Linked DNA regions of Homo sapiens: all the other regions are linked to region 3. The links are chromatin contacts, found by Hi-C or POLR2A ChIA-PET in ENCODE. All regions are on one chromosome and are shown on one strand. Each heading gives the region's core, a stretch centred on a gene start or an enhancer-like site at or near the end of the contact. The rest is flanking DNA. Distances are from core to core; before and after follow the strand shown. Region 1 holds the start of CFAP53 (cilia and flagella associated protein 53). Region 2 holds the start of ME2 (malic enzyme 2). Region 3 holds the start of ATP5F1A (ATP synthase F1 subunit alpha). Region 4 holds the start of SMAD4 (SMAD family member 4).

Evidence for each region. Hi-C counts contacts between places; a loop is a spot of excess contacts on that map. ChIA-PET counts read pairs that join two places held with the same protein, here RNA polymerase II (POLR2A). Pooled maps may share reads with other maps.
Region 1: a pooled map shows a loop between it and region 3 (4-fold over the local background). The contact joins the promoter of CFAP53 here to the promoter of ATP5F1A in region 3. A Hi-C loop is called at or near these places in 8 of 50 pooled maps.
Region 2: a loop to region 3 is called in a map of CD4-positive, alpha-beta T cell, with 7 times the contacts of the local background. The contact joins the promoter of ME2 here to the promoter of ATP5F1A in region 3. A Hi-C loop is called at or near these places in 2 of 168 maps with a recorded cell type or tissue (CD4-positive, alpha-beta T cell and naive thymus-derived CD4-positive, alpha-beta T cell) and 7 of 50 pooled maps.
Region 4: a map of CD8-positive, alpha-beta T cell shows a loop between it and region 3 (8-fold over the local background). The contact joins the promoter of SMAD4 here to the promoter of ATP5F1A in region 3. A Hi-C loop is called at or near these places in 1 of 168 maps with a recorded cell type or tissue (CD8-positive, alpha-beta T cell) and 11 of 50 pooled maps. POLR2A ChIA-PET finds 5 or more read pairs at or near these places in 2 of 52 experiments (activated CD4-positive, alpha-beta T cell and activated T-cell).

What each region holds. Positions count from the first base shown.
Region 1 is chr18:50,262,845-50,270,046 of GRCh38, forward strand. It overlaps CFAP53 (cilia and flagella associated protein 53), which reads right to left and starts at 3,651. Exons shown (of 8, transcript NM_145020.5): 1 at 3,492-3,651. The coding sequence starts at 3,560. It overlaps MBD1 (methyl-CpG binding domain protein 1), which reads right to left. Exons shown (of 17, transcript NM_015846.4): 17 at 6,002-6,974. RefSeq lists enhancers at 3,055-3,900, 3,247-3,376, 3,547-3,616, 5,243-5,432 and a silencer at 5,593-5,862.
Region 2 is chr18:50,876,531-50,883,158 of GRCh38, forward strand. It overlaps ME2 (malic enzyme 2), which reads left to right and starts at 2,588. Exons shown (of 16, transcript NM_002396.5): 1 at 2,588-2,778. RefSeq lists an enhancer at 2,377-2,878 and a silencer at 2,417-2,976.
Region 3 is chr18:46,095,403-46,101,746 of GRCh38, forward strand. It overlaps ATP5F1A (ATP synthase F1 subunit alpha), which reads right to left and starts at 2,894. Exons shown (of 12, transcript NM_004046.6): 1 at 2,770-2,894. The coding sequence starts at 2,829. RefSeq lists enhancers at 2,260-2,319, 2,294-3,493, 2,410-2,559.
Region 4 is chr18:51,028,055-51,035,192 of GRCh38, forward strand. SMAD4 (SMAD family member 4) reads left to right here and starts at 2,159. Exons shown (of 12, transcript NM_005359.6): 1 at 2,159-2,569. It overlaps LOC107985152 (a long non-coding RNA gene), which reads right to left and starts at 2,040. Exons shown (of 4, transcript XR_007066370.1): 1 at 1,864-2,040. RefSeq lists enhancers at 9-108, 1,744-1,913, 1,770-2,388 and a silencer at 2,194-2,773.

The DNA.
Region 1 (7,202 bases), core at 2,401-4,900, 4.2 Mb after region 3:
GAGGGAAAAGAAAAAAAGCTGGTGGTAGAACTTTATTCCTATTTCTATGGTGCCCAGAAGTTTTAATGCAAAGAGTGTGTTCCTGACCTTTTGGGCTACTTTGAATTTCTATAAATGTACTGTTTTTACAGAAATGTCCACTAAAAAAGTTAGAAATGCATGTACCATTTGAATATATATAGATACACTTAATGAAATCACATAGCCTATATCTTTTTCCTTTCTGTATTCCTAGCATTGAACATAATGCCTACTACAGTGAGGTCCTCAATAGAAATGAATGAATGAATGAGTGAATGAATGAAACAATGTTGCTGGGTGGGCTTGATGCAATTTCTGCACCTCCTGGAGCCACCATAAAATCCATAGTCTTGAGCTTTGTATTTTCAGGAACAGTTTTATCAAGTCATCCTTAGGTAAGTTGTGAGATACTGGGGTGCTGATTCACAGAAACAAAACTCTTAAGAGACAGAGAGTCAATCTGATCTTTTACATTTAGAATATCACCATCAGGATTACCAGAATACTAGGGTTAGGTGTTTGTAATGAAGTCTCCTGAGGAAAGAAAATCAACATTTGAAGACAGTTTAATGAAAAGATTCAGGGCTCAGGGTACACATATAGGTACCTAGATTTAGCTGAACAAGATAAGGCAAGCCTGGGGTGGTAAGGAGACAGAAGATGATGCTGGGGGTTATATCATGGAAAGTAGCTAATCCATGTCATAATTATCTGGAGCCTAGAGCCAGCTAATTAGATGACTGTTCTCCAATACAGTTGGCATTTTATGAATATAGATCTGTGAAAATAAAGCAGAGGAGGATCACAGTGGCACCCTTGGCAGCATACACAGCAGGAATTAAGGGTCCCAGTGTGAGCTGAGAACAGGAATGAAACACCAAGTAAATCTAGAAACACTGGCTCCAGTTGTCAGGACAGGAAACAGGGCTGAGGGATATTTTGGCTGAAGAGGTGACAAATACCATGAGCAGTACCCAAGGGGTCAGGAAGCCTTTTAAGGCTTGGGAATCATGTGAAGGACTCTGGTCTGGGAAGGACCCAATCTCTTGATAAGTTAGGGGTATGACCTGGAGTTCTCAAAAAAGGTGATGCCAATCCCAGCACAGTCGTGGTATTGTTCAAAGTCTGTACTGTTCAATATAAATATAATGCAAAACAGATATGTAATTCTAAATTTTCAAGTGGCTGCATTTAAAAAAGTAAAAAGAAACAGGGGAAGTTAATTTTGATAGTATATTTTATTTAACCAATATATCCAAGATGTTATCTTGTCAATATGTGACTCTAGGCACATTTCAAGTGCTCAAATGCTATGTGTGACTAGTGGCTACCTATTGGACATCACAGCTCTAAACCATGCTAAAGTCAGGAAAACACAGGATATTTTACTAACTACTGTGGGTTTTCAAGGTCACTGAAGGCTGTTATTGTAGCATCTCCAGTTATAGTTATTAGGATTACAATTTACAGTTCGGTTGTCTTAAAGAACAATGCTTTACATCCTAGGTTTGATTCTGGCCTCTGTCCATTACTAATTGAATGGAGCAAGTTACTTAATCTCTTTGAATCTTAGTTTTCTCACCTGTCAAATGAGCAAAATAAGTATCCTCCTAATGGATTCCTAGGAGACACTCATCAAATAGCTGCTCCTTTTGATGTCCCATTACTTCAGACATTAAATTTTTCACAGGTTTCTCCTGGGGAATTGTTTAGGGTCCAAGTCTCATCTGCTGGTGGCTTTAATTCTTGCAACACAATTCTGCTACCTCTAACATCTATCTTTCTTATCACACTCAGACACCGGAGGAGCAGATGCACCAACTCTAACCTCCTCCTTTTCCTCTTAATTCTTCTTAGGTGCAAAGTATTCAATAAGCCCGCTTCTCTGGTTTAGTGTTTTTGTTTGTTTTCTGTTCCTTATTGGTTCCCAACACAAGTAATAGCACCCAACAATGGCTCAGCCCCTGAGCCCAGTGTTTGGATACAGAACCCAAAGTAGATCTTCTGTCCTTCATGAAGTGTGTTTATAATTATCACCTTGAACCCTACAGCCTACTTATGTGTCCCATCTACTGCTTTCCAGCTCCAGATCTTACAGTACTTGGACCTAAAGAAGGAGCAGGTCTATAGGTTGACTGAAGTTTGCTATGTGCACTGTGGAGCATAATAAAACTGTATCACTGATCTTTCATCCATCAACTGACATCACAGACAATATAGCACATCATTATTTACCGTGCTAACCTTTAGTGGTTTCATTCTACCTAAGTTTTTTTTTGCAATTGGATTACAAGTTGAGCACCCCTAATTTGAAAATCTGAAATCTGAAATGCTCCAAAATCTGAAGCTTTTTGAGCACCCACATGATGACATAAGTGGAAAATTTCACACCTGACCTCATGTAAGGGGTCACAGTCAAAACACAAGCAAACAACACATATTTATTCAGCATCCCCAAGGGGAAAATAAAATTACCTTCGAGGTAATGAAATATAAATAAATTCTGTGTTTAGACTTGGGTCCCCTCCCCAAGATATTGCATTATGTATATGCAAGTATTCCAAAATCCAAAAAAAAAATCTGAAATCCTAGACATCTCTGGTCCCAAGCATTTCAGATAAGGGATACTTGACTTGTATAAGCTCCTTGAAGGGAGGGCTCAGGCTTCAATAAAGAGTTAACCTTCCAGGATCATTGTATCCACCCCTGTATCTCCCACAATACTGCGCACACAGCAGGGGCTCAAGCAATAACTCTGCCTACATGTTAGTTTTCTGGTGGGTAGAAACTAATTTGTAGAAACAAAAAAATCTACATGTATGGACCAATAGTGTCTGAGGTTCTCAGCAGGAACCATCAAATTCTGCAGCAAGCACATTTTCCTGGCCTACTACCACTCCAGCCTTAGAGGCAGGCACCTGAGTTTTTCCCAGGTCTGAAGGGACACTTCTGTCCAGCAATGGTTACTGGTTGAGTTGGCACAGGAAAGGCGTTGGGTGCTATAACCACTCACAACCTAATTCCCCTTCCTCAGACGATTTTCCTAGGAGTGAAAGACCAGCTCCAAATCATAGGCCCGCCCTGCCCCCAGATCTGTCTCTGGGCCGGGTGCCCTTTCCATAACACACACTCGCCACTGCATGGGGGACAGACATCCTTCCGGTGTCTTGGAGACTGAAAAACCCTAAGATCCCTAGTGGTGATTCTCCAAAAACAGAACCTAAATATTATAACTTTGGGGGCAGATGAAAGGCTGTAAGGATGAAAACAGAGGGAGATGAGTGGGTGAGAGGTGGGGTAGATAGGTGAGCGACCTTATCTTCCTTCTTTCAAAATTCAACCCACTGCATCAGGCGACACCCGTTCCCCTCGAGAAGGCCCCGGGTGGGGGCCGAAGTGGGATAGGCCAGGCCTGGAGTGCGGAGAGATGGAGAAAGCTGTAGGGTCTGGCAGACATATCCTGTGCTTACCACGATCACCACTTTGGGGGTGGGGCCCTTAACCTCCCGCTGTACGGTGCCAAACCGCTGGCTGTACATTTTCGAGTCCCCTTCGGGACGGGGGCGGCGTCCGCCGCGTTTCCCCCAACCGTGGCGACCTGCGGGACCCGCTTCCGCGACGCAGAAGTCTGGTTGCCATGGTGCGCCTCGCGGGATTAGGGGCCGGTAGAGGTGGGCGGGTCGGGCGGAAGTCGGTCTGGTCACCATGGGGGCCGCAGACGCCTGCACTCGGGACTTCCTCTTCCAGCTGAGAAGCTGAGCCTGCGCAGTCCTCACCCCGCCCCTCGGCCAAATCCCGCCGACCTTGCTCCCTTCCTCCAGGGTTCATCAGAATGGCAGAAAAAACCTCTAGCCCAAGAAAAATCAAAGCTCTAATTACAATTCCAGTTGACTTTGCTATTTATATCTTGTAATGGTCTAAAAGTATGAAAAAGGTTAGCGAACATTTTTTGGGAAGCTTAAATTTTGCACTATCTGTAGGTTAATCTTGATGACGGTAATAATCACAGGAAAACCTTATATTTGTGTAGTTCTTTACAATTTCCAAGATATTTTCACACACACAGCCTTTTAACCTCACAGATTTTTTCTGAGACAAGGTCTCGCTCTGTCGCCCAGGGTGGAGTGCAGTGGCGTGATCATGGCTCCCTGCAGCCTCGTCCTCCTGGGCCTCAGCCTCCAGAGTATCTGGGACTACAAAGCCTGCGCCACCACGCCCTGCTAATTTAAAAACAAATTTTGAAGAGACAGGGGGTCCCGCTATGTTGCTCAGGCTGGAACTCCTGCTCCTGGGTTCAAGCGATCCTCCCCACTGCCCCTCCCGCCGGCCTCCCAAAGTGTTGGAATTACAGGGTGCGCTACCGCGCGTGGCCGCAAATATCTTACAGGGTTGATAGAATAGCAAGTAATACTATCCTTATTTTCCAGCTAAGGCAAAGCTCAGGGAGCCTAAGTGCCTTGTCAAACCAAATAACCAGTAATAATAATAATTTTTTAAAACCTGTTAATAAAATCTTCCTATTTGCCATTGGCAGAAACCAGGGCTTAGACTCAGGATATCCTAGGATGGGGGCAGATCAAATGGACTAGTGGGGCAGTGGCACGACCTGGTGGAGCATAATTAAGAGTCTGAGGGTCACAGTGGACCAGGGTCAGGATGTGGATCAGAAGTCCAGTAACTGGTTTCTGAGAATCAGGATCCAGGCAGAACAGGAAACACAAATCAGGGAACCAGGACGGACCTGCAGCACAGGTGGTAACCACAGTTGCATTTCCAGTCAAGAGCAAGGTGGTAATACCTAAAAGCCAATTAAGAATGACACTGTGATACTCCCATTCTAAAGTGGGGGTGAGCATAGAACACTTGTGAGCACATGCAACAAATCAGTACCTACGTCAAACTGACATATAATAAGTACAACTAATGTGTATGCCCTCTTAAGGACGCAATTTACTGTAAATTAGCATTCCTTAATCATTTGTAAACCACCCACTTCGGATTTTGTATGTGGTATGTTTCTAAATACGAATTCCATTTCCTGAATTGCTGGTTCAGCTTTTCAGCCACGAAATAATGTTTTTCTTCTCTTTTAATAATTCTGTCATTTTGTGTTCTTTTCTATAACGGTTCTTTCAATTGCAGTTCAGTAAAATACGCATTTGCATTTACTAAGAGTTTACGTGGCCTGAAACAGAAAACAAACAAATTAGGTGGTCGTCTCGGTTTCCTGGAGTGTCCAGAGGGGCGGTTCTTTGATCTTCGAGTCCAACGGGCTCCGGGCCCGCCCGTCGGTCCGGGCGGAACCACCCCCACCACACATCCTCCGGGAAGGCGGCAATGAAAACGCCTTGGGCCCGAAGTACGGCTTGGGAAAATCGGCGCAGATTCGGGGCCGCCCGTTGGGGATTCCCAAGGTTGTGCAGCCCAAAGGGCCTCGTCGGAATTTCTGAGGCGATGGGGTAAACCGACCCTTGGCGACACCCGGCCGCACTCGAACGTCCTAGGTCGTCGAGCCCCGCCCTCACCCTGGGCGAGCTCCGAAATTTAACCCCGGTTCGGTTTTGCCTGTTTTACCACTATTTGAAGAGGGGGACTCAGCTTCCCTCTGGCCCTAGCCCAAGTACTGGGGTTTGCGCCGGACGGAGACCACGCCCCAGGGCGGCCAGGCCAGGGGTGATGGGTGACGAGCGGTGCCTCCAGGGCCCCGGTGGGTGACTGTGGCTGGGAACTACGGGCTTTCTCGCCCCGGCGCCCCCTGGCGGACCCACCAGCAGGTTGAAGGTGTCCGGCCAGTGCTGAGCACCAAGAGCCTCAGCCTTCAGCCAACCCCCCGCCCCCGCGGCCTAGGTAAGTGAATCGCTCAGGGTCCTTGGAAAGAAGTGACCTTGATTTGATCTTCCCACCCACTATCCCAGTTTCTCAGAGGCAGTCAACACTGTTCCCACCAAACCACTCCCAAAAGAAACACTAAGCATGTAAGTAAGTGGGACAATAAAAATTTAAAAATAATTTTAAAATAGAACAGCTTAGAGATAGAAACTAAATTATTTCCAATTCCTACTGTGCCCCAAACAAGGTTCACAAAAGGGCTGTCCTCCCAACAATTTTCTGAATTCTATATATTCAGCATTAAATTCCATGATAAAGTTGGAAATCCATTCACCATTTGTAATACATATTGATGCATTTAATAAAATTGCATGGGCCGTATCTTTTGCATTTCTGTATCCTAGTATTAAGTACAGTGCCTACCACAGGCCAGGTTCTCAATACTTGAATAAATGACACAAAAATAGCCAGGACCAGCAAGTTTTTTCTGGGTGGGCTTCATAGAATCTCTGTACTTGCTGGAATCACCATGAAATCCATGGTCTTCAGCTTTGCATTTTCAGCCACATAGTTATATTGAGTTATCCTCAGGTGAGCAGTGAGACCCTTGGGAGCGGATTCATGGTAGGGTGGCTTTGTAATGTGTCACCTTGGTGAGGCTATGTTTCCCGGAACTCTCTTCCAGTAAGATGGGCCACAAGAGACATTTTGCTTGATAACCGGAGGGCGGAAGTGAAGCAGCAGCACATTGTTTTTACACTTGGAAGGTTGGTGCTGGGGCACCAGGCGTTGTTGCAGTTCACACGTTGCCATGTATCTGCTAGATCACCTCGTTGGTGTGGGCAGTAGTCAGGCCTGCAGCCAGGCCTGCAGCTGCTCCACCTTCCCCAGGATCATCCTTTCAGCTTCTCTAATTCCTGGGCCAGATGCATATTTAACTCTGTGAGGAAGGGCACCAGCTTCTTCTGCAGGACACCCACATCATCGAAGCTGGAGGTGGTGAGAGACTGACATGGGTTCCAGGCCATCCTCGTGGGTTCCAGCTCGTGCTCGTGGGCTCCACTGTGTCCTCGGTCTCCCACACTTTACATCCATCTTCCCTTCCCGAGTGCCTGCCCTGCAGACTTCAAGCTCCAGCATTAGATGCAAAGACAACAGCCTTACAGAGACTGTTTAACCAGCTCCCACAATGGCATGCGGTCAGATCCCTATAATAAATCCCTTAAAATACATATATACATAATCTTTATCTTAGTGGTTCTGCTCCTCTGATTGTACCCTAACATAAATGGTCAGCAGAAGCTTAACTCATGAGTCTAAATGTCAATCAAATAAATTTCATATAGATCATT
Region 2 (6,628 bases), core at 1,338-3,837, 4.8 Mb after region 3:
CCTAGCAAATTAATATAACCCAGTGACAGGGTAATGGCAACCTGGGACTTGTGACTGGCATCTGAAGTGGGGGACACTCTTGTGAGACTGAGCCCTCAACCTGTGCGATGCGACACTATCTCCTGGTAGATAGCATCAGAATTGAGTTAAATGATAGGACACCCACCAGGTCACAGCTGAAGAACTGGTTGTTGGTGAAGAGCAACCCACACACATTTTGGTGACTAAAGGTGAAGTATTGTGTTCTGTGGTGACTGTGTGTGCACAGTAGCAGAAAAAGTTAGTTCTGTTTTCTTTTTCTTTTCTTTTTTTTTTTGAGATGGAGTCTCCCTCTGTCGCCCAGGCTGGAGTGCAGTGGCGTGATCTCAGCTCACTGCAAGCTCCGCCTCCTGGGTTCACACCATTCTCCTTCCTCAGCCTCCCGAGAAGCTGGGACTACAGGCGGCCGCCACCAAGCCCGGCTAATTTTTTGTATTTTTAGTAGAGACGGGGTTTCACTGAGTTAGCCAGGATGGAATTCTGTTTTCATTAGGAAGCCTTTGACCAATCACTGTAAGTGGCTAAGGGGAAAGAAATTGTTGTCAGAGCAGACCAGAAAACAGCAGTTTCTACCTCCTTGACAGTAGCGGGTATTTAATAAGGAATAAATTGACTTCAATGTAAGCAAAATAAGTTCCCTCCATGATAGCTCTCTACAACTTTCAATCTGGGATTATTCGAATGTAGGACAAACTGTCCTTAAATTCTTTAAATTGACAAACAATTGTATATAATTATGGTCGGGCGCGGGTGACTCATGTCTGTAATCCCAGCACTTTGGGAGGCCGAAGCAAGCAGATCACTTGAGGCCAGAAATTCGAGACTAGCCTGGGAAACATGGTGAGAAACCCCGGCTCTACTAAAAACACAAAAATCAGCTAGGCATGGTGGCGGGTGCCTGTAATCCCAGCTACTTGGGAGGCTAAGTCAAAAGAATCGCTTGAACCTGCAAGGCGGAGGTTTCGGTGAGTCAAGATCACGCCACCGCACTCCAGCCTGGGCGACAGAGCAAGACTCCATCTCGAAAGAAAAAAAATGTATATACTTTAATGCAATGGGATACAATGTAATGTTTCAATACATTGTGGAATGATCAAATTAGGCTAATATATCCATCACCTTACATGCTTATTTCTTTTTGGTGAGAATATTTTAAATCTACTCTTTCAGCCATTGCGAAATATACATTATGAACTATAGTCACCATGCTGTGCGATATTTCTAAAACTTACTCCTGAAACTTTTTACCCTTTGACCAACATCTCCCCATTCCCCATCTACCCCCCAACACCCCCACAACTGTCTTTCAAAGACAAAAGAATTTCACCTCTACTAATGAAGCATTTATGTAGAAAGACACTGGTAATGTTTAGTTTCCTTCATCCAACCTGCTGCATCTTGTAAGTTCCTGGCAAGCAGAGTTACTTTAGGTCATTCATATTTATAACCTCTCCTTGCCTGCGGTGGTTATTATAGCAACCACACCTATGGATTATCACCTAACTGGAGTTTCCTCCTCACAGGCCCCACCCTTCAATGTTCAGAGAGGGGCGATTGCCCCAGATTTTATTTAATTGTCAGAGTTTAGGAGGGAGCAATTCACTCTTCCCTACTTCCACTCCATCTTCTCAATCCTACATTTCCATCACTTTTAATTTTATTCTGCCTTGCCTCTTTTTTTATATTTTACATCTTATTTTTGAAATTGTCATTACCATGCCTTGTTTTAAGAGTACACAAGCTCATTATAGTAAAGAGTTTTGGGTGATAACATTTTCTGAAATAAGGGTGAAGAAATATCCTCCCATGTCACAACCGTTGGGAGGGCGGGGGTAGGGATGTTGGAAGGCACGGTCCCTGCGGCTTTCAAGGACAAGACAATTAAGTGTTCCGGTGCTTTTCTGAGGCAGAACATTGAGCATCTATTTATGGTGACTGTGACAGTGGAGGTGATTGGTAAATTCACCGCAGGCCAATAACCTTGCCAGCAGCCATGAGGAGTGGCAAAGAATTCTGCAGAAGAGCAAGTCCTAAGCACACAAAACAGCTCGGAAAGTGAAAGCGTCGCTGAAGTGCGGAAGCCTCGCATTTCCTGGGTCCTCTTCTTCCTTCCTTTGCCGTCTCCTGCCCTCCCGTTCTCCCCCTTCCTCTGTGGCTCAGGCAGGACAGACCCCAACTCCCAGCTTCCCTGGCCTCCGCGGGTTCGGAGACTGGGACCCCCGGGCCAGGAGTGCTGGGGGGCGCGGTCGGCCAGCCCCGGCTTCCTTCATGGAGCGGCGGAGCTCCACCTCCTCCTCCGCACTGCACTTCTCACATCCTCAGCATCGCGTCCACGAGGCCGCCCGCCCCGCCTCAGAACCGTAACCTCCAGGAGCTGGGTTGAGGAAGGCGCGGAGGACAGGAACCCCAGCGCCGGCAGCTAAGCCTCCAGACGGAGCCCGCCCCTCCGGCCGGTTCCTGCCTCCAATTGGCCCGCGAGCCCGTCCGTCTCCACCGTGGGCCACGCCTTCCGGGCCCCGCGGCTGGCCGGCTCCTCGCGCCCTCCCCTCTCTCGGCCGCTCTTCGGGCCGCCTCTGCGTGTGGGGCCGCCCGCGCCAGTGTGAGCCTGAGCTGACGGCGGCTCCGGGAGGCTCGCAGAAGGGGAGGGCCGGGCGGCGCGGGAGCTGAGCATCGCCAGGGCGGGCGGCAGGGCGCGGCCTCTCCGCCGGGTGTACCACCTGTCGCGGCGCGAGACCTCTGGTAAGGCCCGGCGCGGTGGGGCCCGGGCGGGGGTCCGGGAGAGGAGCGGGCGCCGGCCTCCCCTGGCCCGGCCCCGAGAGCCCAGCGCTGCCGCGCCTCCGGCCTCCGCGCGTGCGGCCCCCGCCGTTCCCGGCCTGGCGGTGGGGGCTGGGGGAAGGGAAGCGGTCTGCGGAGTCCGGGCTGAGGGCGAGGGACCGGCTACATCGCGGCGACCCAGGTTCCAGCGGCCGCGGCTCTACCCGGCGCGCGATTTCCAGGTTCCTCCGCCGGCTGGTGCCTGGGCGCCCCGCTCTCGCCCGGGAGCGAGGCCCTGGGCCTCCAAACGCCAGCATCTCTTTCTCGCTCTTTCTGCACCCCTCCACAAAAGGACTTCTGTGGCTGGAAACCCTTTGGCAAGCCTATCTCCTTTATTCAGTCGGGCCGAGTTAACGGCAGGAGTTAGGCTGTGTGTGTGGCTCCTCCCTTTAAAAAAAGACTTGCTGCGGGCTGGAGAGTTCTGAGATTGGACCGATTCCGTCTATTATTAAATGCCATCTGTGGACCGGGATTGGCAGGTGTTTCTTTCACGCTGGCGATAACTATCTCTGCATGTGGTGTTACCTAGGTGGTCCTAGGTTTCGACTTTCTTTTTTGGTTCCAGAGATAATTCTAGAAAATTTACGTTGCTTGTGGTGAGAAGCGTGATCAAATTAACACGTGCTTTCTTACAAAACGTTTTATCATCTTCTGTCTGTGGATTTACCTTCCTGATGCTTGTGGCTATCACCTCTAAGCAAAGAGGTTAATAGCATTGCTATTTCTGTTAGTGTTGCAGTTGATAACGATAACAATAGTAGCATGTATTAATTGCTAGTGACAGGCAGAGCGCTAGTTTCTACACGGATTATCTCAAAATAACCCTTTGAGGTTGATACTGTTACTGCCTCCACTTTACAAACCAGGAAACTAAGGTTTAGGTAGGTTAAGTAACTTGCCTAAGACCACAGTTTTAACGTGACAAAGCCTAGATTCAAACTCAAGTGGTCTAACTTCATAGCTGCATCCTCCACCCCCACTCCCTTAAACGTGTATACTCCTTAAGCATTGCTCATGTTGTTAAGCTAATTGCGATGTTGTACCCATAATTTTGATTTTCAATTTACAAATACTCTGTAAATTAGATGAGAGAAACAGTTGTTTTTAAAAACATACATATAGGCCGTTCGCGGTGGCTCACGCATGTAATTCCAGCACTTCTGGGAGGCCGACGTGGGTGGATCACCTGAGGGCAGCTAATTTTTGTAATTTTAATAGAGACGGGGGCTTCGCCGTATTGGCCAGGCTGGTCTCGAACTCCTGACCTCAAGTGATCTACCCACCTTGACCTTCCAAAGTGCTGGGATTACAGGCGTTAGCGACCGCGCCTAGCTCCTAATATGACTTTTATCATGCATTAATAGGAAATGTTGGGCTATGCTTCTGTAGAAATATTCTCTTGAGAATAATATATTTATGCTTAGTAGCTATTTCTGAGAACTGCTTATGGGTGACACCCTTAGAGGGTGTTTATATGTTTTTGTCTTTTAATATATTTATGAAAACAAAATATTCATAAAGGAAAAAACCCATTTACCATTTGGGAACTTCTTTTGTAAAATTAAAAACTTACAGCTATGTATGTATAATCTGTATATTAAGTTAAAAACTCTAATTGATTTTGGTGAATTTCAGACAAACTAGACATATTTTATTCTCTTTAAGACGGAGTTTTGCTCTTGTTGCCCAGGCTGGAGTGCAGTGTTGCGATCTCCACTCACTGCAACTTCTGCCTTCCGCGTTCAAGCGCTTCTTCTGCCTCAGCCTTCTGAGTAGCTGGGACTACAGGCATGCACCACCATGCCCGGCTAATTTGTGTGTGTGTGTATTTTGAGTAGAGACAGGGTTTCACCATGTTTTTCAGGCTGGTCTCGAACTGCTGACCTCAAGTGCTCCACCTCCTTCGGCCTCCCAAAGTGCTGGGATTACAGGAGTGAGCCACCATGCCCGGTGAACTAGCCGTATTTTAAAACACAAATAACATTAAAACCTATATTTACTAAGGATTAATATTACAGGACAAAATTCACACTAAATAAAAATTACATTGACTTTATAAAAAGATAACTTTTATTAGAAATTAACTATTTTATTTGAAAGTTACGATTTTGATTTTATGGTGGCATATTGTACCTCCTTTGATCAATATGTACAAATTTCAAAAGTGATAAAAAATATATTCTGTATATACTTGTTTAGGATGACATTTGATGTTGCCTGTATTTGTATACCATCCAGATTCTCATTCTTGACTTTGAGATTTGATTTGAAATATTTTGAATAAATGTTAATCATGATTATCCTTATAGCCTCTTATATTAATTTGATCATTAAAAGATGTTGATGCAGAAACAAGCAGGCATTTAGAAGGCACCTTGTGACCACCTTAGTCTACAACTACTAATAGTAATGCTTATGATAACTAGCCTTTCTAGAGCACCTAGAGGGCATTGTGATAAGCATCTTAATGAATTATCTAATTTAAATCTTAAAATAGCCTATTAAATAGGTCTTGTAGTTTAACGTTCCCATTTTACTGATGAGAAAATGCAAATTGGGGAGGTTGTGATTTACTCAGCATCACAGAGCTAGCAAATGGCAAAGCCAGGATTTATTTTGTTTTGTTTTTGTTTTTGAGAGAGGGTCTCACTTTTACCTAGGCTAGAGTGCAGTGGTGCTGTTATGGTTCACTGCAACCTCAACCTCCCATGCTCAAGCCATCCTCCTGCCTCAGCCTCTGAAGTAGCCAGGACTGCAGGTGTGTGCCACTACCCCCAGCTAGTTTTTAAATTTTTTGTAGAGATGGGGTTTTGTCATGTTGCCCGGGCTGACCTGGAACTCTTGAGCTCAAGCAACCCACCCACCTTGGCCTCCCAAAGTGCTGGGGATTACAGGTGTTCGCCACGGGATTTAAATCCAGGCAGTTTGACTCCAGAACTTGCCCTTTGACCACTCTGCTAGACTATTTCGTATGGGTTTTTTAAAGCAAACTTTGAAATCAAGTAGTCAAGCTCTTTATAGTGATGCTATTGTAAAGCTCTAAAGGCTTGACACTATTAATAATATGTATATATCAACATTACTACACAGAATTCTGCAAGTTTCCCCTCCCCCACTTTATTGATGAGAAAAATGAAACATCTAAGTCAATGGCTTCCAGACTTTTGGACTTTGCCAACAAGTAAAAAACTGTTATGTGTGGGGGACAATTGGGACCAGACGTAAGATCTCCAACTTTTATTTCTGTCAAGGTTGAGAATCTTCTTAAACACTACTGCAATCTGGTCAGGCACATTGGTTCATGTCTGTAATCCCAGCACTTTGGGAGCCAGAGGTGGATGGATCACTTGAGGTCAGGAGTTCGAGACCAGCCTGCCCAACATGGTGAAACCCCGTCTCTACTAAAAATACAAAAATTTGCTGGGCATGGTAGCACACACCTATAATCCCAGCTACTCAGTAGGCTGAGGCAGGAGAATCGCTTGAACCTGGAAGTCAGAGGTTGCAGTGAGCTGAGATCACACCACTGTACTCCAGCCTGGGCGACAGTGATTTTTGAGACTCTATCTCAAAAAAACAAACAAAAAAACTACTGCAATCTACTGTCCTGATCCTTTCCTTAAAAAAGGGACATTTTTACCACCACAAAGGTAGGAAGGTCATAGTTACAACATAAAAACAGAATAAATTTAATATTATGAAAAACTATATTACATTGTGTTAGTTTTTCCTCCTTTGGTCATAGACCAGTCAAAAACATGTCCTAAACTAACAC
Region 3 (6,344 bases), core at 1,644-4,143:
CCTCCACCTCCTAGTCTCAAGCGATTCTCAGCCTCCCGAGTAGCTGGGACTACAGGGGTGCGCCACCTCCACCAGGTTAATTTTTTATATTTTTAGTAGAGACGGGGTTTCACCATGCTGGCCAGGCTGGTCTCGAACTCCTGACCTCAAGTGATCCACCCGCCTTGGCCTCCCAAAGTGCTAGAACTATAGGCGTGAGCACCGCACCCGGCTTATTTTTTTTTCTTTTTTGGGACAGGGTCTCACTCTTGTCACCCAGGTCGGAGTGCAGTGGCTCAATCACGGCTCACTACAGCCTCGACTTCCTGGGCTCAGGTGATCCTCCCACCTCAGCCTCCCCAGTAGGTGGGATCACAGGAGTGCGCCACCTGGCCAGGCTAATTTTTGTACTTATTTTTTTTATAGAGACAGGATTTCATCATATTGCCCAGACTGGGCAGTAAATAAATATATATTTACTGGGCAGTAAATATATATATACACACACATTTTTTTTTTCCTTCTGAGACGGAGTCTCATTCTGTCACCCAAGCTGGAGTGCAGGGGCACGATCTTGGCTCATTGCAACCTTCACCTCCCAGGTTCAAGCGATTCTCATGCCTCGGCCTCCTGAGTAGCTGGGACTACAGGCGACCACCACCATGCCCGGCTAATTTTTTTATTTTTAGTAGAGACAGGGTTTCGCCATGTTGGCCAGGTTGATCTCGAACTCCTGACTTCAGGTGATGCACCCACCTTGGCCTCCCAAAGTGCTGGAATTACAGACGTCAGCCACTGCACCCGGCCTGGCAGTCAGTATTTTAAAAAGCAACTATTGGCAGGGCACGGTGGCTCATGCCTGTAATCCCAGCACTTTGGGAGGCCAAGGCGGGCGGATTACCTAAGGTCGGGAGTTGGAGACCAGCCTGACCAACATGGAGAAACCCCGTCTCTACTAGAAATACAAAATTAGCTGGGCGTGGTGGCACATGCCTGTAATCCCAGCTACTCGGGAAGCTGAGGCAGGAGAATCGCTTGAACCTGGGAGGCAGAGGTTGTGGTGAGCCAAGATCGCGCCACTGCACTCCAGCCTGGGCGACAAAAGCAAAACTCCGTCTCAAAAAAAAAAAAAAAAAGCAACTGTTAACAAAATGTAAGTGTCTTTCCCTTTAAAGGTACCCAATTTTTATTATTTTGACTTTAGATGTATTTTAATGGAGTTGCAGGAATTCTAAGATAAACAGCTTCCTACAAGGGGCAAAACTCAAAGTAGTTCCAATTTTACTTAAAAACAACAACAACAACAACGACAACAAGCGGCCGGGCACGACGGCTCATGCTTGTAATCCCAGCACTTCAGAAGGCCGAGGCGAGCGGATCACCTGACGTCAGGAGTTCAAGACCAGCCTAGCCAACATGGTGAAACCCCGTCTCTACGAAAAACTACAAAAAGTAGCAGGGCATGACGGCGGGTGCCTGTAATCCCAGCTACTCGGGAGGCTGAGGTGGGAGAATCACTTGATCCTGGGAGGCGGTGGTTGCAGTGGGCGGAGATCACGCCATTGCAATCCAGCCTGGGCGACTGAGCGAGACACCATCTCAAAAAAAAAAAAAAAAAAAAAAAACAAGCAAACAAAAACTGAATAAATGCTAGAGTTAGATTAGAAACCAAGAGTTGTGGCATGTGGACTTATTTTACTCTCTCAACAAATCCTGCAGCCACCTGGAACTTCCTTCAGTTTCTCCTTCAAGTTGTAATACTGCGACTGGTCACTGTCAATTCTGAAGCCTCTACCTTCCATAGGAGCTAGATGAAAACCGTTAAAAATGCTTTTTTGTTAACAGAAACCCAAGATGCTACCAGCGGTTGTTAAGGCAGCAAAACAGCCAACATGTTTATTTCACCTTTCAAATTGAGATTACTTTTAGAACAAAAAAAAAGTGTCAGTGTCAATGCGTTTACACTGAAATCATGTTAATTTCAAGGGAAACAAATAACGAAGGGTATTAATCCTTACAGCCATTTTCCAACCTTGTTCTCTTTTACTTGAATTCTCCATCACTAAAAATTACTCAAAACCAGGTGGAAAACTCAAGGACAAATTCTTTAAACACGTCCAAGTGCCACAAAGCACACACTCTGCCGGAGAGACAATTTAGAAACCAGCTTCACTGTTGTCACAGTGCTGGCCACATGAAATGGTTCTTTGCACCTGCAGGACGTTTTCACGGTCGTTTCGTATTCAGCACTAAGAGAAAGCCTACGTAAGTATTCCAAAAACCACCTTCATTTATTCCTTTCCTCTAAACTGAGCTCCAGGCAGAGGTGAAATGCTGGGCCTGCTGACCTTCACACAATGTCAGACTCCACTGACTAGCTTCAACAAGAGCTGACAGCAGTTTTCTGACCTTCAGCGGGACGCGACCCTAAGAATCGAAAGAGAGGAACCTCACCGATTCAGAACAGGCCTCGGAGAGCTAGCGCCCAAGCCCTGACCTTCACCCAAGATCCCCCTTCTAGGGCCGCTGTCAGCCGAAGACAGGAATCTTGAGGCCCTGTCTCTGGACACCATCGAGTTAACTGTCTGCCCTGTACCATTCTGCCTCTGCGCAGGTGACGAGCAAAAGGGCACCTGTGTCGCCTGCTCTGTCCAGCCGGAGAAGCCACGGGTGCAAGATGGCGGCATTCGCCACAGCCCCTCGCCCTCCTGCAGAGAGCGCCCGAGCCGGCGCACCACCACCCTGCAGCCCCACCCGGCCGCCTGCATCATGCCGGCCTTCGGTGCTCACCAGTCCGGCCCGCCGAGGAAGGGCGCGGACCACGGCCGCAGCAACGCGCACGGACAGCATCTTTGCAGTTACTCCGCAGGCGGTACTTCTGCAGCCGCAGCCTCCGGACTGACTGGGACAAAATGGCCGAGCCGCAAAGAAGGTCAAGACAGCCGGCCCACCTGACCCGGAAGTACTGCCCCTCGCGTTCACCACCTCTCCCCCCGCCCCCGCCGCCACTCTGCATTTTTTGGCAGGTTACTTATTTTTTTATGTAACATTTTTAAGTTTAAACCTCAAAATGAATGATTAGATATATTCCGGCTTTGGTCCTGGCATTCGTTATACATTTATTTTGGTCTTTTGAGTCGACCTTGTGGTTGCCCCGGGTGACCACGTGGGTAGCTGAATCTGCTAAGCAGCAGTTCCCAGGCCCCATCTGGTGCTAGAGGATGAGGGCCTCACCCGTCTGGGGTCGCGGCTGTCTTGAGGACCAGGGCGATTAATAGTGTCGGTAGTGTTAGACCGTGGTTTAGCACGAGTAGCAACAGTGAACAGCTAAACCCCGGGACTGGCCACCAGCAGGGAGCCTCCCACGGAGCCCGTTAATCTGCAGATCTTAGCCCCACTTCAGACCCTCTGAGTCGAAAATTCGGGGCAATCTGAATTTTTAACAAACACCAGCACCGTTCCACGTGATCCGATCTGCGCTCAGGTTAAAGATTCCCAGCTTTTTTAGATTCATTCTAAAAGAATCCTGTCAGTGAATTAGAGCAAACTGTTTAAAAATCCTGATAACCGGGGGAGGGGAGCATCAAGATAAATAGCTAATACATGCGGAGCTTAATACCTAGGTGATGGGATGATAGTTACAGCAAACCACCATGGCACACATTTACCTGTGTAACAAACCTGCACGTCCTGGACATGTATTCCGGAACTTTAAATTAAAAAAAATATATCAACAATCACAAGGAGGCCTAGAAGAGTCATTGCCAATCCTACTGAGAATTGTCCAGAATCAGAAGTTTACACCAGGATAGGACGAGGACTCGCTTTTTCCTCTGCCAACATCTAGTTCATGCTATTGGGAACTCTGCTTCTTCATTTGGAGTCAAAGGGAGATGATGAAAAAACACTTTCTATGCTTACCTGGATGGGCTTTTTTTTTTTCTCCACAGAATTACCATACTGAGATTTTTGTGATATATGCAAGATTTGTGTGTGTGTGTGATGCTGGTTATTATTATGTCATAGTGGACACTTATTAACGTTGCCTTCACTTTTCTTTTTTTTTTATTTATTTATTTTATTTTATTTAAGACAGGGTCTCACTCTGTTGCCCAGGAAAGAGTGCAGTGGGTTTATCACCATTCATTGCAGCCTGGAACTCCTGGGCTGGAGCAATCCTCTGACCTCAGCCTGTGCCCCTGTGGTCCCACCACCATGCCTGGCTAATTTTTTTGTAAAGACGGCGGTGGTGGGCAGGGCGTGGGGGGAGGTCTCTCTATGTTGCCCAGGCTGGTCTCGAACTCCTGGCTTCAAGTGATCCTTCCTCCTCAGCCTCTGCGCTGGGCCCGCTTTTCACCGTTTGGAGAAGCATTTTCAGTTCCATCCCCCAAATCCTGGCTTACACCTAGAACCTGAATTTTGGTGAGGCAAATAAATATCCGGGCTACAAGGGTCATCTCCTGAAACATGGCTTGTAAACACGTGATTAGCCATCCTTTTCTCTAGTATCCTACTCTTTTCAAGGTAAGCCATGGGAAAATAGAGCAGCAGTTCTCCTGGGAATCAGGGGTACAAAAAGGCTGTCCAAGCCAGGCGCAGTGGCTCACGCCTGTAATCCCAGCACTTTGGGAGGCTGAGGCGGGTGGATCACCTGAGGTCAGGAGTTCGAGACCAGCTTGGCCAACATGGCAAAACCCCATCTCTACTAAAAATACAAAAATTAGCCCGGCATGGGGGCGGGCACCTGTAATCCCAGCTACTGGGGAGGCTGAGGCAGGAGAATTGCTTTAACCCGGGAGGCAGAAGTTGCAGTGAGCCCCAGATTGCACCACTGTCCTCCAGCCTGGGCAATAAAAGTGAAACTCCATCTAAAAAAAAAAAAAAAAAAAAAGAAAGAAAAAAAGAAAAGAAAAAGAAAAAGGCTGTCCAAGTAAAATAAAATACAGAGACAAATCTATAAATTTAAAACATTTGGGAAGCAATAATTGCCATTCAGGGCATACACACAAACAGGGTGGTCTTTGGTACGTCAGAAGAACAAACAGATGGTTAGAGGTTTTATTTTTGTAAAAGAGAAATATAGCCAGGAACAGTGGCTCATGCCTGTAATCCCAACACGTTGGGAAGCCAAGATGAGAGGTTCACTTGAGCCCAGGAGTTTGGGAGTGCAGTGAGCTGTGATCACACCGGAACACTCCAGCCTGGGCAACAAAGCAAGACCCTATATCAAAACAAACAACAAAAAAAGAGAACTGTTGTATATTGTTCTTTAAGAAAGTTCATTGTCACTAGTAAGGTTTTGGGGAGCTGGCAAGTTTTGATTGGCAAGTAATGGCAACTAGGTAAAACGATCCTTAGAGTCACTGCAGGTTGTTTTTAGCAGCTAATTAGATAAAACTGGTTTAGGTCAGCCGGGCACGGTGGCTCACGCCTGTAATCCCAGCGCTTTGGGAGGCCGAGGCGGGTGGATCACCTGAGGTCAGGAGTTCAAGACCAGCCTGACCAACATGATGAAACCCCGTCTCTGCTAAAAATACAAAAATTGGCTGGGTATGTTGGCGGGTGCCTGTAATCCCAGCTACTTGGGAGGCTGAGGCAGGAGAATCACATGAACCTGGAGGCAGAGGTTGCAGTGAGCCAAAATCATGCCATTGCATTCCAGCCTGGGCGACAGAGTGAGACTCCATCTCAAAACAAACAAACAAAAAAACTGGTTTAGGTTATAGCGGGCAGTTTCAGCAGCCAGGCTTACAGATAATTACATTTTTGGAGCAATGTTATGTGCCCTGAGTGCTTTTTTTTCCCTTTACCTCTTGACACTGTTTTAGTTGGGGATGACAAGAATGACCCAATCAACTTTCACAAGCTAACAGGAAAAAATATCGTTTCTAAAAACAACAAGGCCGGGCATGGTGGCTCACGCATGTAATCCTAGCACATTGGGAGGCCAAGGCAGGCAGATCGCCTGAGGTCAGGAGTTCAAGACCAGCCTGGCCAACATGGCAAAACCCCGTCTCTACTAAAAAATCAAAAATTAGCTGGGGGTGGTGGTGCACACCTGTAACCCCAGCTACTCAGGAGGCTGAGGAAGGAGAATCGCTTGAATCCAGGAGGTGAAGGTTGCAGTGAGCCAGGTGGAGGTTGCAGTGAGCCAAGATTGCGCCTCTGCACTTCAGTATGCGCGACAGGAGTGAGACTATCTCAAAACAACAACAACAATAACAACAAAATTAGCCGGCATGGTGGCTCACACCTGTAATCCCAGCACTTTGGGAGGCTGAAGCAGGTTGATCACTTGAAGTCAGGAGTTCAAGATGAGTCTGGCCAACATATCGAGATCCCTGCACCCCCTGCCCCATCTTTAG
Region 4 (7,138 bases), core at 909-3,408, 4.9 Mb after region 3:
AAGAAAGAAAACACAGTTGCCACTACTTGAGAGGTGGAAGGAGGAGCAGTGTCCCAGGGCAAAGTTGGGTTTCCTTAAGTAAAAAGGTGAAGGGAACCTGAAGGGAAATTCTGAGAAGAGGTTGAGCTTACAGGGAATATCATTTGCATAAATAAATACATGGTGTGGTAGACTCTAAAGAGGCCCCATATGATTCCCACCTCCTGGTGTTCAAGCTTTTGTGTGTTTCCTTCCCCTTCAATGTAGGTGGCGCCTGTGATTTGCTTCTGGCCAGCAATGTATGGCAAAGGTGACAGAGTATGAGTGATACTGTGTATGTGATGATGTTACATAAGATTGAAACCAGTGTCTTGCTGAGACTCTTCCCGTTGCTGGCTTCGAAGAGGCAAGCTGCCATATTGTTAGCTTCCCTATGGAGAGCACCACATGGCAAGGAACAGAGGGGGTCTCCAGCCAACAGCCTGCAAAGGACTAAGGCCCTCAGTCCTGTAGCCTGCAAGGAACTGAATGGTGCCAACAACCACATGAACTTGGAAGCAGATCCTTTGTTCCAGCCTCACTTTGTAGAGGACCCAGCTAAGCCATGCCTGGAATCCTGACTCAGAGAATCTGTAAGATCATAAATGTTTGTTGTTTTAGGCTTCTATATTTGTGGTGAGATTGTTATACAGCAATAGGTAACTAATACAGACGGAATAGAAGAAGTTTAGTTATAACAATGTCTCAATTTCTTAAAAACTTCTTCTGAGGTATATTACCTAAGATTCACATATTGATCTGTTACCAAATCATGTTTTGTAATCTATCAGCTGACAGATCTTCCTTCAGTTTTGTTGACAGAAAAGATTTGAAAACTATCTGACTTGAAAAATAATTTAATATCCATTCACTAAGGTCATTTACTTTCTCAGCATAGATACCGATTTTTGAATTGTCCCTTTTGGATTGCTGGGGAGGTTCTGCATTGATCCCATGCACCTTAGTAGTGGGTGAGAATTTTGACTTTCTTCTGTAAGGTGGGAGGACAGTTTTGAAAGGGGATGCTGTGTCCTCAGCTCCTTTCTCAAGCTGGGCAAGTTTAGAAAATAGAATATATAGCAATGGAAGATGTGGAAATGAATTCCCTTAAAACTGGTCTCCATAAACCCCAGGGGTAAGAGAACACCAGTTTGGAGCTTTAGGGGCTTTCTGGTCAAAGAGGGAATGGCCCAGGCGGTGATGTGGAGGATAGAATGAAGCACTGAGTATGAGTGGCGAAGGCGTACGGTGGGTGTAGAGATTTTCTGGGCGACGTGACCTAAGAAATGACTTTAGAACTGGCTAATCATTGGTTTTGGAGGGACTAAAAGTAGTTCCTGGTTGGTGAAAATAAATCATTAATGCGTTTTAAATGAAAAAGAAATGCATGCGTCTTGTAAAAAATGTGAAATAAAAGAGGCATAAAGTCAAAAGCAGAGCCTATGCCTTCCCCCACCAAACAAACAGGTAACCTAGTTAACAGGTGTGTCGTAGGATTCGAAGTTCGCCTCCAGCTCCGAGAGTGCGCCTACATCTCTTCCAACAAAATCCACTCACACTTGCAACGCCTGGCAAGGCTCTTCAATATGTGATTCCTTGACTGTCCTGTGCGTCTCTCGAGTGTAAACACCTCTGGGGCTCGTGATTCGGGGCTGCCAGAAAGAGAAGGAAGGTGCCGCCAGCGTCTGTTTCTTCCCGAAGTGAACTCCTACAACCTAGCCACCTTCTCCCCAGAGCTGTCGACTGGCTGTTGAAGGCCAATTTTTGTGCCTACGCAGGTCCTCAACACAGAACAAAACAAAAAAACAACAAAGGCCGGGCTAATAGCTATTTATAAACACTTACTGGACGCCCACTCTACGCCGAGCTCTCCCGCGCTCCTTGGATACTTTTTTGCAACGAGATGCCAATTTCCCCGGCGACCACTCCCTCAAACAGGCCTTCGCCTCCGCCCGCGCTGAGGCCCAGGCCCAGGTCCAGATTCAGAGCCGCCCGCCGGCTGGCGCTGCCCTGTAGGCGCCTGCGCAGAGCGACCCTCCCCGTCACTCGGAGCGGGAGGCGGGGGCAGCCGGGAGAAAGGAAAGCTGCGGGGGAAAAGGGCCAAACCCTGAAATTACCCGGATGTGGTCCCCGCGCGCGCATGCTCAGTGGCTTCTCGACAAGTTGGCAGCAACAACACGGCCCTGGTCGTCGTCGCCGCTGCGGTAACGGAGCGGTTTGGGTGGCGGAGCCTGCGTTCGCGCCTTCCCGCTCTCCTCGGGAGGCCCTTCCTGCTCTCCCCTAGGCTCCGCGGCCGCCCAGGGGGTGGGAGCGGGTGAGGGGAGCCAGGCGCCCAGCGAGAGAGGCCCCCCGCCGCAGGGCGGCCCGGGAGCTCGAGGCGGTCCGGCCCGCGCGGGCAGCGGCGCGGCGCTGAGGAGGGGCGGCCTGGCCGGGACGCCTCGGGGCGGGGGCCGAGGAGCTCTCCGGGCCGCCGGGGAAAGCTACGGGCCCGGTGCGTCCGCGGACCAGCAGCGCGGGAGAGCGGACTCCCCTCGCCACCGCCCGAGCCCAGGTAACCGCGCCATGTCCCCTCCCCTTCCCCCGGCCGGGCCCGCGCACCCCGCCTGTGGCTTCCCCGCCCCGGGGCGGGCTCCCGACGACGGCGGCGGCGGCGGCGGCGGCTGGGAGCGCGCGGAATCCTCTGGGAGGGCGACCGCGGCGGCCTGACGAGCCGGGCCGGGCGGGCCGGCTGAATGCCGGGCGGCGGTGCCTCGCGTCCCTCGGGCCCCCAGCTCCGCTTGCAGCTCGTGGGAGAATCAAGTTAAACTCGGACGGGACTCCTGCCGCGGCCGCCGCTCCTCTTTGTTGTTCTCAGTAGTTTCACGGTCGCCCCGGCTGAGCGCGTTGGGTCGGCTGGAATGTGTTGCCTTAGGGTCTAAGTGAAAGTTGTAAATTGTTTGTCTAAATTTATTTTCTCCAGCCAATTTCTGTTTTGTCTTTGTCCCCTACTTTCTCTTCCTAGTCTTGTCATGCCAGTTTACGCTTCTGGCTTTGATATGTTTACTTTTTGAGTACTGAGAGTGACAGCGGTATGCAGGACACATTCTTAGCACCTAACTGAACCCCTCCTTGCCCCCAATAAAACATGCTTCCTAATAAAAGACACAGCTGATCTTACTGTTAGCACTGCATGTACTGACAGTGAAATTGGTGTAGGGTGGAGGGCGGTGGCTCCATCACTTGTCCCAAACTGCTGTTAGGATTTCTCAAACTAGATTTTCAAAGACACAAGTGTGTTTAGTTAACCTGAAAGGTTTATTTGCTGGTGCAGAGGCTTTAAAAAGCCCTGTTGAAGATTGATAGCTGTTTCCCTTCAAAAACCTAAGTACGTTTGTTTTTATTTAAAAAAACACATTTATTTCCCAATTAGTTTCTTAATGCATTTAGTTTTTGCACCGTAGTTTAAGGTGGAATTGCCAGTTATTTAGGAATAATAAACACAACAGGATAATAGCGGAATTACCCTGAATTGACTTTCTGCAAACATATAATCTTAGCTAATTTTTGTTAGTAACCTTTGACTTTTGCCAGAATTAGCATCCTTCTAGTCTTAGTAGCAGCTTGGTTACTCGGGTGTTTTAAGAAGTAGGTTCACTCCTTTTTGCTGGCAAAAACCATTTAGTATCAAAAAAAAAAAAATGCGTAATTTCGTAATTAGATTTAGAACAAGGCATTTGAATAATTTTTATGGTGGATTTCATAAATTACTTTTGCCATACCCTGCAGAGACTAGATAATATATATTTCAGTTGAAATCTAGGAAGTTCTAAAATGTAACTTTTTTTTAATGCTAAGGACTTACTCTCTCTATATTGGAAAGTTCTGATATGATTAGTACATAATATTCCAAACTGTAAAATGATTAACATTTAAAAATACGGTTTTTAAAATTAGTGTTTCTTCCATAATGCTGTCATGATTTTGTTTACTTAAATGGGTTTGTTACAGAACAAATGTAATAGAGATGGACCAAGCATTTGTAATTCGGAGTAGCTTTAGGTCTAAAGACGATGGTGAATTATGTAGGTTTAAGTTGTTGGAATTAAAACTAAAAGCTTCTTTTGATAAAAGTCGTTATAACATTTTGTGACTCTATTAATAGAAGTGGCTTTTTCTTTGCTTTCCAGGTTTTTGGGCGAGTTTTAAAGAAGTATTGCATCTTCGTTTTTTTTATTTTTGAAGTGGGAGTGTATGTTTCTGTTTAGGTCACTGCCTTCATTGTAAATCTTGAGTTTAGAAAAAACCAAACTGCAAATCTGTTTTTCAGACTTAATGAAAATTTGTGCCGAGAAAGTCACTTTGAAATATTTTGGAATAAGTTTTACATGAATGATTGATCTTTTATGATAGCTTTGCTGTTTGAAGCAATTCTCCCTCTACTAGGAAGCAGCAAATCTTACTTTTAAAAACCTCTGCTTCACTTTCTTAAGCTACATTTTAGTCGAGCGATTGTGTGTGAATTCTTTTTCTGTATTCCCCTTCAGTTTTTCTTTCTCCCCGCAAATTAAGGAGCGAGAATTAACCTAATTTATGCTGCCCAGTCACACTCCAGCTCTCCCACTTGGAAGCAGTTTTTTTCTGATTGAGCCAGTGTTATAGTAACATCATTAGACACTATTCTAATTGAGGTGTGAGTTACTGAGGCCTCTGCTAGGGAGGTTAACCCTACAGAATCTGTAGGGTTCATTATATTTAAACTGCATATTTCGGCTTGTCTAAATTTTTGCCTATTTTGGTGAAAACATGTTGTTTTGTCGATGTTTAAACTTAGTTCATTTTGTCCCTCTCTAGTTCATGACTAACCATTTTTTTCATTTTTAATCCAGCGATTTTTTTAGAGTGGTTCTTTAAGCATCTTGTATTAGCCATTTCAATGGTCATTATATATGTTTGGATTTCTCTTATTTTGTTGAACTAGAAGACTGTGTGGTTACGCCCCAAAATTTTTTTTTGTCTTAAAGCCATGATGAATGGGGTGACTCTGAGGTGACCATTAATCGCGTATAAAAGTAACCTGACTAAAATGTTTTCATTGTTTTCTACAGTTAAAGGACTTACACCAGCATAACACAGCATTTTTTTTTTTTTTTTTTTTTGAGATGGAGGCTCGCTCTGTTGTCCAGGCTGGAGTGCAGAGGCGCGATCTCCACTCACTGCAAACCCCGCCTTCCGGGTTCAAGCGATTCTCCTGCGTCAGCCTCCTGAGTAGCTGGGATTACAGGCATGTGCCACCACGCTTGGCTAATTTTTGTGTTTTTAGTAGAGACGAGGTTTCGCCATGTTGGCCAGACTGGTCTTGAACAACTGACCTCAGGTGATCCGCCCGCCTTGGCCTCCCAAAGTGCTGGGATTACAGGCGTGAGCCACTGCGCCTGTCCTATAACAGCATTTAATACAGTTTTGTAAAATTATCACATTTTGGGCTTTTTGTTCAACAGTTGATGAAGTCTCAATTGTTTTAAAATGAGAAATTCAAACAGTTCACAAATATATCTAGATATATTCATTTGAGCTACTTGTAGAATGATGCTGTTTGCATATATCAAGCATATGCTTGATCATAAGTCAGATTTAGAATTTTTGGATTTTGTTTTCTCTTTCTAAAATGTGTAATTTTGGTAATGGGAAATTTGACTGAATTCCAGTTTCTCAGGAACAAGGTATTTTAGGTTGTGTCACCTTAACACTATTACCTGGTGTAATTGGCATCCGGGAACATTTGTTTTTAACTATGAGAGTGAATGAAAACTAGGGTAGTGCTTACATATGTAAAACTAAGATGGTAGGTAGTCGGATTCTTACAATTTATAAGGTTCTCATAATCTAAGCCTTGATGAGTTGCTACTGCAAATTATATTATAGATCAGATAAGTACCAAAGACCAGTTGTAAAGAGGGTCTGTTAACATTTTAATCAGTTTAAAATTGGCGGTAACAGTAAAGACCGTTCAGCCCAAAGACTGTATTTCATTATTTATATTCCAAATGAGAATTTTTTGCAGTTTGGAAAACTTGTAAATGTGTTGAATTCATCTTTTTATTGCTTTTTTACTCCCAATGTTTAGGGCAACGGTCTTTTCTTCTCTCCTGTCTCCCTCCCTCCCTCCCTTTCTCCCTTTTTCTTCTTTTTCTTCTTTTTCTTTTTTTTTTTCTGAGACGGAGTTTCGCTCTTGTCACCCAGGCTAGAGTGCAATGGTACGATTTCGGCTCACTGCAACCTCCACTTGCTGGGTTCAAGCGATTCCCCTGCCTCAGCCTCCCGAGTAGCTGAGATTACAGGCGTGCGCCACCATGCCAAGCTAATTTTTTTGTATTATTAGTAGAGGACGGGGTTTCACCATTTTGGGCAAGGCTAGTCTTGAACTCCTGACCTCAGGTGATCCACCCGCCTCAGCCTCCCAAGGTGCTGGGATTATAGGCATGAGCCACCGCGCCCAGCCTTTTTTTCCTTTTTCTTTCCATCTTGCTCAGTGCCCCAGCCTGGAGTACAGTGCTGCAATCATAGCTCACTGCAGCCTCTACCACCCAGGCTCAAGCAATCCCACTTCAGCTGCTGCGGTAGCTGGGACTACAGGCACACACCATCACACCTGTCTAATTTTTTGAAAAATTTTTGTAGAGATGGGGGTCTCTCTCTGTTGCCCAGGCTGGTCTTGAACTCTTGGGTTCAAGTGATCGTCCCACCTCGACCTCCCAAAGTGCTGGGATTAAAGGCATGAGCCACCACGCCTGGCAAGTAGTTTTCAATCTTGGCTGTACTTTTAGATCCCTTGAGGAGCTTTACAAAATACTGATACCTGAATTCTAGCCCCAGAAATTATGATTTGGTTGGTCTAGGGTGCAGCCAGGTTAGCCCTCCGCAGTGATTGAGTCATTAGGGTCCTCTGACTTTTTCTTTTGAACTGTTTCACTTGTGTTAGCTTTACATTCTTTAATACAGTGTTACACACATGTACAGTGTAGCCATCTCACACATCTAACTTAACGGGTCTTTTGAAAGTATTGCCACATTTGCTTTGCTTCTGTGTCTGTCTCTTTCTTTTCTCTCCCCCTTCCTGTCACCTATTCCTTTCTCCTCTGTT